2 separate regions of the Homo sapiens genome follow, and region 2 is linked to region 1. A link is a contact called in ENCODE Hi-C or POLR2A ChIA-PET data. All regions are on one chromosome and are shown on one strand. The core of a region is the stretch at or near the end of the contact, and the rest is flanking DNA. Distances in the headings are between cores, read along the strand shown.

Evidence for each region. Hi-C counts contacts between places; a loop is a spot of excess contacts on that map. ChIA-PET counts read pairs that join two places held with the same protein, here RNA polymerase II (POLR2A). Pooled maps may share reads with other maps.
Region 2: a pooled map shows a loop between it and region 1 (11-fold over the local background). The contact joins the promoter of RAB8B here to the promoter of CLPX in region 1. A Hi-C loop is called at or near these places in 6 of 50 pooled maps. POLR2A ChIA-PET finds 5 or more read pairs at or near these places in 2 of 52 experiments (B cell and activated T-cell).

What each region holds. Positions count from the first base shown.
Region 1 is chr15:65,183,614-65,187,949 of GRCh38, reverse strand. CLPX (caseinolytic mitochondrial matrix peptidase chaperone subunit X) reads left to right here and starts at 2,608. Exons shown (of 14, transcript NM_006660.5): 1 at 2,608-2,875. The coding sequence starts at 2,797. RefSeq lists a silencer at 2,360-2,669 and an enhancer at 2,091-2,975.
Region 2 is chr15:63,186,999-63,191,363 of GRCh38, reverse strand. RAB8B (RAB8B, member RAS oncogene family) reads right to left here and starts at 1,758. Exons shown (of 8, transcript NM_016530.3): 1 at 1,616-1,758. The coding sequence starts at 1,739. It overlaps LOC101928972 (a long non-coding RNA gene), which reads left to right and starts at 1,933. Exons shown (of 4, transcript XR_932355.4): 1 at 1,933-2,518; 2 at 4,329-4,365. RefSeq lists a silencer at 1,674-2,003 and an enhancer at 2,184-2,333.

The sequences.
Region 1 (4,336 bases), core at 1,359-3,858:
CTCACTGCAACCTCTGCCTCCCAGGTTCAAGCGATTCTCCTGCCTTAGCCTCCCGAGTAGCTGGGATCACAGGCGTGCGCCACCACACCCGGCTAATTTTTGTATTTTTAGTAGAGACGGGGTTTCACCATGTTGGCCAGGCCAGTCTGGAACTCCTGACCTCAGGTGATCCACCTGCCTTGGCCTCCCAAAGTGCTGGGATTACAGGCGTGAGAAACTGCGCCTGGCCGAGAAGTGAGATTTTTATGTTTATCGAAAAGAGTCTTGGGTTAAAAAAGAAAAGCTTGAGAAATACAGTTTTAAAGCCAGAAGACTCCAGCTCTATTCTCTGTTTTTCACTTGTTATGTGACCCTGGTCAAGTATCTGCCTTTTCAATAGGCCTGTTTCCTCATCTAAAAAAATCAGGGTTAATATTGAGTGAGTTAAGACTCATGGACTCTAATTTATTAAAATATTTCTTATAGCAACTCATAATGCTGGGAGGTAAAATCAAGTATAAAAGAAAAAGAGGGCCTGCATGGTGGCTCACACCTGTAATCCCAACACTTTGGGAGGCCAAGGCAGGCGGATCATGAGGTCAATAGATCAAAACCATCCTGGCCAACATGGTGAAACCCCGTCTCTACTAAAAATACAAAAACTAGCTGGGCGTGGTGGTGTGCGCCTGTAGTCCCAGCTACTCAGGAGGCTGAGGTAGGAGAATCGCTTGAACCGAGGAGCCAGAGGTTACAGTGAGCCAGGATCGCACCACTGCGCTCCAGCCTGGCCACAGAGTGAGACTCCATCTCAAAAAAAAAAAAAAAAAAAAGACAAAAGAAAAAGTTTTACATAAAATGAAGACATAAAAAGTTATGTGCCTGACTGGGTGCAATGGCTCATGCCTGTAATCCCAGCACTTTGGGAGGCTGAGGCAGGCGGATCACTTGAGGTCAGGGGTTTGAAACTAACACGGCCAACATAGTGAAACTCTGCCTCTACTAAAAATACAAAAATTAACCGGGCATGGTGACGCATGCCTGTAATCCCAGCTACTCAGGAGGCTGAGGCAGGAGAATCACTTGAACCCAGGAGGCAGAGGTTGCAGTGAGCTGAGATGGTGCCACTGCACTTCAGCCTGGGTGACAGATGGAGACTCTGTCTCAAAAAAAAAGTTATGTGCCTTCAGCTATGTAGTTCGCAAAAAGTAAATAACTCAAGGAGTTAACTCCTCCAGTGTAAACTATTTGAGCTGGAAAACTGCACTTGACTTTCTTTTTAAAGCGTCATTAATCTGTCAGAAAACAGCTGAAAGTAGGTGTGATGTGGAAGGGCTGATGTGACCACAAGTATTTGCCATCACTTTCCTGGTGAAGGATCCATTTTCTCACAGGGATAATCTCAGATGGCTCTGGGTTTTTTTTTTTTTTTTTTGAGACGGAGTCTCGCTCTGTCGCCCAGGCTGGAGTGCAATGGCACGATATCGGCTCACTGCAACCTTCGCCTCCTGGGTTCAAGCAATTCTCCCACCTCAGCCTCCTGAGTAGCTGGGATTACAGGAGTACGCCACCACACCTACCTAATTTTTGTATTTTTAGTAGAGATGGGGTTTCACCATGTGGGTCAGGCTGGTCGCAAACTCCTGACCTCGTGATCCACCTGCCTCGGCCTCCCAAAGTGCTGGGATTACAGGTGTGAGCCACCACGCCCAGCCGGCTCTGTGCTTTTGAATTCATAACTTGAGAGGATGGCCTGATAGGAACCTGACCAGAGGTTATCTATGCAGTGCCATCCTTAATCACGGCCGGGTGCGGTGGCTCACGCCTGTAATCCCAGCACTTTGGGAGGGCGAGGCGAGAGGATCACTTGAGCCCAGGAGTTTGAGACCAGCCTGGGCAACATAGGGAGACCTCATCTTTACTAAATTAAAAAAAAGAAAGAAAGAAAAGAAAACCCTCAAGACTTTAAAGCACCCACGGACTAGCAACAGCTAGAAGCTTTATCACCACGAGGCCTGAAAGAACAAGGAGACGGAGCTGTTACCAACTAACAATTGCTGCTCAGGGAACTAACTGACAATACCAACTCCATGTTACAAGTGATGAAACTAAGGAGAATGAGAAGATAAGGAACACAGGATGTGGAATTCCGGGGGAAGAAATTTAGTGAATCTGAAGCATCCAGCGCCTACCAAGGCACTTTAGAGACTTCCCCCTGGAGGGTTAAGCCACCAGCCTCACCTTGACCTTCCCTGCCGCCCACTAAAAGTGACCGGAAGAGCTCGACTATGACGACTCGGGACTACAAGTCCCGGCATGCATCTCTCCGCGTCTATCGCAAAACCTTTCAACTTTAGGATAAAAGGGCTTTTGGCAACCTTGAGCGTCGGGACCTGTAGTCGCCCCAGTTGGGGCTAGACGCTTGCCGTAGGGAACTCATTGGCGCCCAGGGCACCACCCCCTCGCCTTCGCCTCACGTAGCTTCACCAGCTCGCAAACACGGCGCGTGCCCACGCCCTCCGCCCCCTCCCCGGGCCTAGGGCGCAGGCGCGCGCAAGCTCCCCGGGCCCAGTAGGCTGGGGGTGGGGGTAGAAGGAGAAGGAGGGGAAGGGAGGGGGGGGTTGGGTGTCTACTCTGGTGAATAGACGGCTGTGGGGCAGAGAAGCGTGAAGGCCTGGCTGCCGGGCAGGTGAACTCTCCACGGGGTCTAGGGCCCGCGAAAGGGTTCGGAACCGAGTCAGCGCGCCTTGCGGGCAGGATTCACGCCGCTGTGACCCGGAGGTCCTCAGGGGGCGAAGCCCCGGCCTAGGCCTCGCGGAGATGCCCAGCTGCGGTGCTTGTACTTGCGGCGCGGCGGCCGTCCGGCTCATCACCTCCTCACTCGCCTCCGCGCAGAGAGGTAACGAAATAGTGCCACTCCTGAGCCCTCAGCCTGTCGGGGGGGGGGTGGACTGGCCAATGGTTGGGGGCCCCGGGGAGGGCACGAGGCCTGCTGCACCCGGGGAGTGTGAGGGAATGCGCGGCGCTTCGCCCGGCACCCACCACTTTCCCCGTGGAATGGGGCTCTGCCAACCTCTGGAGCAGCCGTTGCTCAAATTGGAAGTAAACTCCTTCCCACGCGCCTGCCTGCACGCTTTCAGGCCTGCTGACTTTGGGGCCGGAATGCGGCCACTTTGTAGAAACCCTGAAAGGCACAAAATGCTCCTGTTATTAAAAAATGTCTCCAGATCCCACTCAGCCCTGCCGGGGACCGCCGCCTGCCATGGCTGCGGCTCTTCTTCCGCAGCCTGGCCGGGATCCCCCTCGGGCCCGTTGGGGGCTCCAGGAGGGGCTCGGCTGAGGATCTGTCCCTACTAGGGTCCCCCAGGACTCGGGGCACCCAGCTGGCCGTCCCGGACGCAAGCCGCGCGATACCCGAGATGTTACTATCACTGTGCGGCCCTGACACTGGGACATAAACAAGGTTCACAATACTTCCCGGCGTCAGGCAAGCCCCGGGGCCCGCAGGACAGCGGCGGGAGAGATGGGGAGAAGTCCCGCAGGAGTTGGTTCGGAAGTACTTGGGTGTTTCAGCAGTCCTTTGCTGGCTTTCCCAACTTGACCGGGAGGTAGTTTCCTAAGAGTGGCGCATGTTGTTTACCTTTTCTTTCTGTTTATCTGAAGCTGTGAAAGAATGGCGCCCCAGCCAAGAGAGTCTGGAAAATAAACTTTTTTTCTCTTCCTCAAATCTGTGGAAGTCAGACCACGAGGCTAGATCCTGTTATAATGACTGACTTCTAGACAAATTCGTTTTATTTTGGCTTATCGGTTTATGACCCTTGGATGGATTTTTAAAAAGGCCCCTTTTATCTAACTTCTAAGCCAATTATAAAATCCTTATTGTTTACTAAATATATCTTCCAGTTTCTTTACTACAGAAGGAAGGATTGAATGAGGTAACGTGGGCAGAAGCATTTTGTAAAATGATATATAAATGTAAGGGAGTAAATTTAATCCTAAATCGATGTTAAGCCTCAACCAGTAGATGTCCCGATTCCAGGAATTCGATTTGCAAACACTTTAAAGTGACATATTTTAATCCATTTATCTGATATATATTAATATTTGTCAAGGGTCCACTGTGTGTCAGGCCTTCTTTTAGTGCTGGAGGTAGAGTGGTGAATAAGTCCTCACCCTCATGTTTAAATCTAGTGGAGTAGACAAAGAATAATACAGTTTCCAGTGGGTGGATGAAGTATGTGTGTGTTCCCTTTGGTCAGGGACGGCTTCTTTGAAAGTGTTACTGATCTCTTGTAGCCAAGAGTCCGTGAACATTTTTGAATCATAGGAGATAGGCAGTTATTTTTTTTTCTTTTCAAAA
Region 2 (4,365 bases), core at 509-3,008, 2.0 Mb after region 1:
AGCAAACAAACCATAGCCTTTACTAATACTTAAAGAGTGTTCTATACCAAATACTCTTTTTTTAAAAAAAGATAAATTATCCTTAAAAATACACAAATATTTAAACACACGTATTACCAAAGCACTAGCTCTCTATTATTTCCCAACCCAGAAATTCATGGTGAAATATGCTGTAAGAACCATACGAAAGATGACTAAATAAGCCACTATTAGAGGCCAGAAACATCACCAACACAACCAAAAGCTGAGGTATTCTTAAGGTACTTAATTAACCTGCAACTATTTAACAGGAGAAATGATGTTAAGGTGGTCACTTCTAAAACAGCTTAAAACCAGCTTTGACTTGGTCTTCAGTTTATGATAAGTTAAGAGATCTTATTACCTGAACACAGTGTCTTCCAGTACAAAAGTAGAAAGGACAGCTCCCAGCCAGGATCAGAAAAACTCTTGATTCAATTGGAAGTAACTGAGAGGTATATCACATGTTGTGATTCACTTAACAATAATTAGAACCAAAGCAAAATATACAGGGAGGCAGGTAGAATGTAAGTTCATTTCCTTGGCTGAGAAGCTGTTAAACATTCAAACCGAAGGATTTAAAATACTGAGAAGTCTTGCTTCTCAGGAGATGGTAGTAAAGAGGTGAACCATATTTTCCTGACCACATCATTTCCAAAAGTCACCAATTCCCTTAACATCCATTAACACTCACAGAACAAATTAACGCTCTATAGACATTATTCCATCATTAGTCACATTTTGCTTTCTCCTGCACTTGATCCAAAGGAAGTGAAGAGAAAATGGTAATCAGTTACTATAGCAAGTCTTGCGCCCCACTACTTTCCATTTCCTCTCTTTTCCATCTCCTCTGTCTTCTCTGCTCAACCTCCCTTTACTATGATGTTGCTTCCTCTTTTCCTTTCTGTCTCACACCCAGATCCCTTTACTTTCTCCATCAAGTATCCTCATTCTGCCCTCTGATCCCTTGAACTCTTCTTCCACCTACAATTTTCTTCTGTCCCCTCCTACGACATCTCAGTCCAGACCTCCTGTGGCCAGCCGTCCCCTTCTTCCTCACCTCCTGACCGCTCATTCCCCTGAATTCCCTTCCAGTTGCCTGGTTCTCACCTCTCTGTCCCTTGTGTCCTCTGTCCCTTTACTTCACATCCCTCTCATTGCCCCCATCCCTCATTTCCCCCTTCACATTTCCTTCCTCTCCTGTCTTTTAATCATTGGCACGTCCACTATCCCCTTCTCTCTACATGAGATTTCCTGAGTCTTCCCCCCAACACATTTTGTCCCTCAAAGACCCCTCCCTGTCAGTCTCCGAACCCTCTCGTTCCCCCAATACCCCTAGTCCTTGTTCCTCTGTTCCCCTTCCCGTTCCTTTGCCCCCAAGTTCCCCCTTCGCCCTTAGCCTCACGTTCCCGCTCGCCTCTCTCCCTCACGCCCTCGCCCCTCTCCCTCACGCCCTCGCCCCTCTCAGTGCCCCCGCCACCTTGCAGTCCCCGGGGTCTCCTCTCCCGGGCTCCCAAGCGCCCCCCGCCCTTTCCCCGTCCCCTAGTACCCGCCCCCCAATTCTCTACCCGGTCCCGGGCCGCGGCCCCTCCCTCACCGATGGTGGAGATGAAGGTGGTGTTGAAGGCGTCCTCTGAGAAGCGGAACAGGAGGCAGGTCTTGCCTACCCCCGAGTCGCCGATCAGCAGGAGCTTGAAGAGATAATCGTACGTCTTCGCCATCTTCTCGCTCCGGCCCTCTGACCGGGGAGCCAGAGGAGGCGGTGGAGAGAGGCGGGGAGGGGGCCGCGGGCGAGGGGGCGTGCCCGCCAATCCGCCGCTGCTCGCCCCGCCCCACGCCCCGCCCCTCCTCTCGGAGAAGGCCTGCGCGCCCCGCCCCGTGCGGCCAATCGGCGAGGGCTTCGTCATCACCGCCCGCGCCCCGGGACTTCATGGGACTTGTAGTTCCTCCGGGGAGCCTCGGGCGTGCCCCGCGAGGACTGTCCAGGCGGCTCCAGCGGATAAAAGACCTGCTATGGGCGGGGTGACAGGGTGGAGGCGTTTCCACCCGAGCTGGGAAGGGAGGCCCCGTTTCGTACTCTGCTGGTCGAGCCGCGGGAACTTAACTTTGTTATTTCTTTGTGTGCAGACGCCTTCCAAATCCAGGACCTCAGAATCAGAGCCCCGTAGTTCCCGCATCTCTTCCGCCGAGACCTGGAGCAGAGATGCTTTCTTTCCTTGGCGCTGCTGTGGCGCAGCCTACGGGTTATCTGCAGAGGGCATTATCCAGCTTCTCCCCGAGGCCATGCCCAGCACCACTATAACCCCCTCCCGCAGCCCCTCAGTCACAGAGCTGAGAAAGAATGGTTACCATGCTAACTCGAACCTCACTCGTGCCCCCTTCTTCACGCCACACAGACCAGAGCCAAATACAATGAGTATTTAGAGAATCTGCTACGCTGATCGCTCCCCTCTCCTCGCAGGAGGATGGATTTTTAAATCTGGGAAGTCTTGTGCTACAGGTCTGTGCCCCATGAAACTGCAAGCATCCTGTGAGGCGGGCCACGGGAATTTAGAGAGTAAGATTTGAATTTAGTCTTGGCTCTGCTGCAAAACCGCTGTGACAAGTCACACAGGCACTGGACATTTCAGTTTTCTCATCTGTAAAATGGATATGAAACAAGATACTTCATAGGGTTCCAGTGAAACTTAAATACTAAATGTGAAAGTTCTTTGAAACCCATAAGGCACTGTTAGCAGTGATGGTAATATTCATTACTCTTCAGTAGGCTCTCACTTAATTGATGACGAATATAGGGAGGAAACAGCATTCTGTTATACTCAAGTTAATCCTTTATTATTTATTGTCTTAGGCTAATTCTCTGTTTTGTGGATGTATTGTTCAGTCCCCTTTCATTTGCTAGTGGCAGAAACCCAACCGGATTAGCTGTTGTGAAAGGGGTGTTGACTGGTTCAGGTAATGTGGAAGCAAAAGGCTAAGAAGGTGTGGGACTAGGAGTCCACCCTGCCAGGGCTCTGTGTCTCTCATCTGTTGTTCTCCCTTCGAAGTTTTAATTTCTAATATGTCAAATACCGACAGGTAAAACCCACATGAAAAAAAGCTTCTTGGAGTCTTCAATAAGTTTTAAGAGGATGAAGGGGTCTTGAAACCAAAGTATTTGAGAACCACTGGTCCAGACATTTACCTTAGCTATAAGGAAACACCTTCTGGAAGGCTAGAGGTTATTAAGGGAACCAGTGGACTCCACCATTAGTGGAATAAGAAAAGGGGGGGGGGGAAAAACCGTGGACAGTTAGTTGAACAAACCAGCAGGCTTTTCTAAGGACACATACTGTGTGCCTTGTGACTTTAGGAACAGTGCCACTGATAATCCATTCTCAGTTGCATTGTGGCAGAAGACTTAGTTGGCCCTAGAATTGGCCTTCATTTTCTATGCGGGTAAAAGATGAAATGTGTCATCATTAACTGATTGATCATACAGTAGCCAGAGGGCTGCTGCTGCTGCTGCTGCTGCTTACGGAATGTCTCATTCCTAGAGTCCACTAGATAGGAACAAAGCTCTAATGAGTTCAAAGTCACAGTGTCTGCCCCTAATGAAGAAGGATTCTGCCCTCTGGCACAGGCTGAGCCCTCTTGCCCAAGCCAGTCCTTGAGCAAGCCTCTGAACGTGGCTTCAGCCATGATCTGAACAGTGTGGATTGTTCTATATCTTCCTCCTCATTCCTGGAAAAGAAGGGGAAAAAATTCCGCAAAGACCAGTGGAATTTATTTCTTTTTAAAAATGTATATTTATGGCCAGGCGCGGTGGCTCACGCCTGTAATCCCAGCACTTTGGGAGGCCCAGGCGGGCAGATCACGAGGTCAGGAGATCGAGACCATCCTGGCTAACACGGTGAAACCCCGTCTCTACTAAAAGTACAAAAAATTAGCCGGGCATGGTGGCGGGCGCCTGTAGTCCCAGCTACTCGGGAGGCTGAGGCAGGAGAATGGCATGAACCCGGGAGGCGGAGCTTGCAGTGAGCCGAGATTGCACCACTGCACTCCAGCCAGGGTGACAGAGCAAGACTCTGTCTCAAAAGAAAAAAAAAAACCGCATATTTATTAAAATGATGTTTAGTCCCACTGTCTGTATGCAACTATTATCACTCTCTTTCTATATGAATAAAAATGTAGTGATACGGTAAAGAACTTAAGTTCAAAAGAGAAACTAGCATTAGGAATTTTAAAGTCCCTAAATTTTCTTAGGGGAATTTTGTTAATTGATGGGAATTTTAAAAAATAATAATGTTGTCTTATTTTCACTTCCCCAGTTTTTCTCTGCTACCAAGTATATATAATATTGGGACT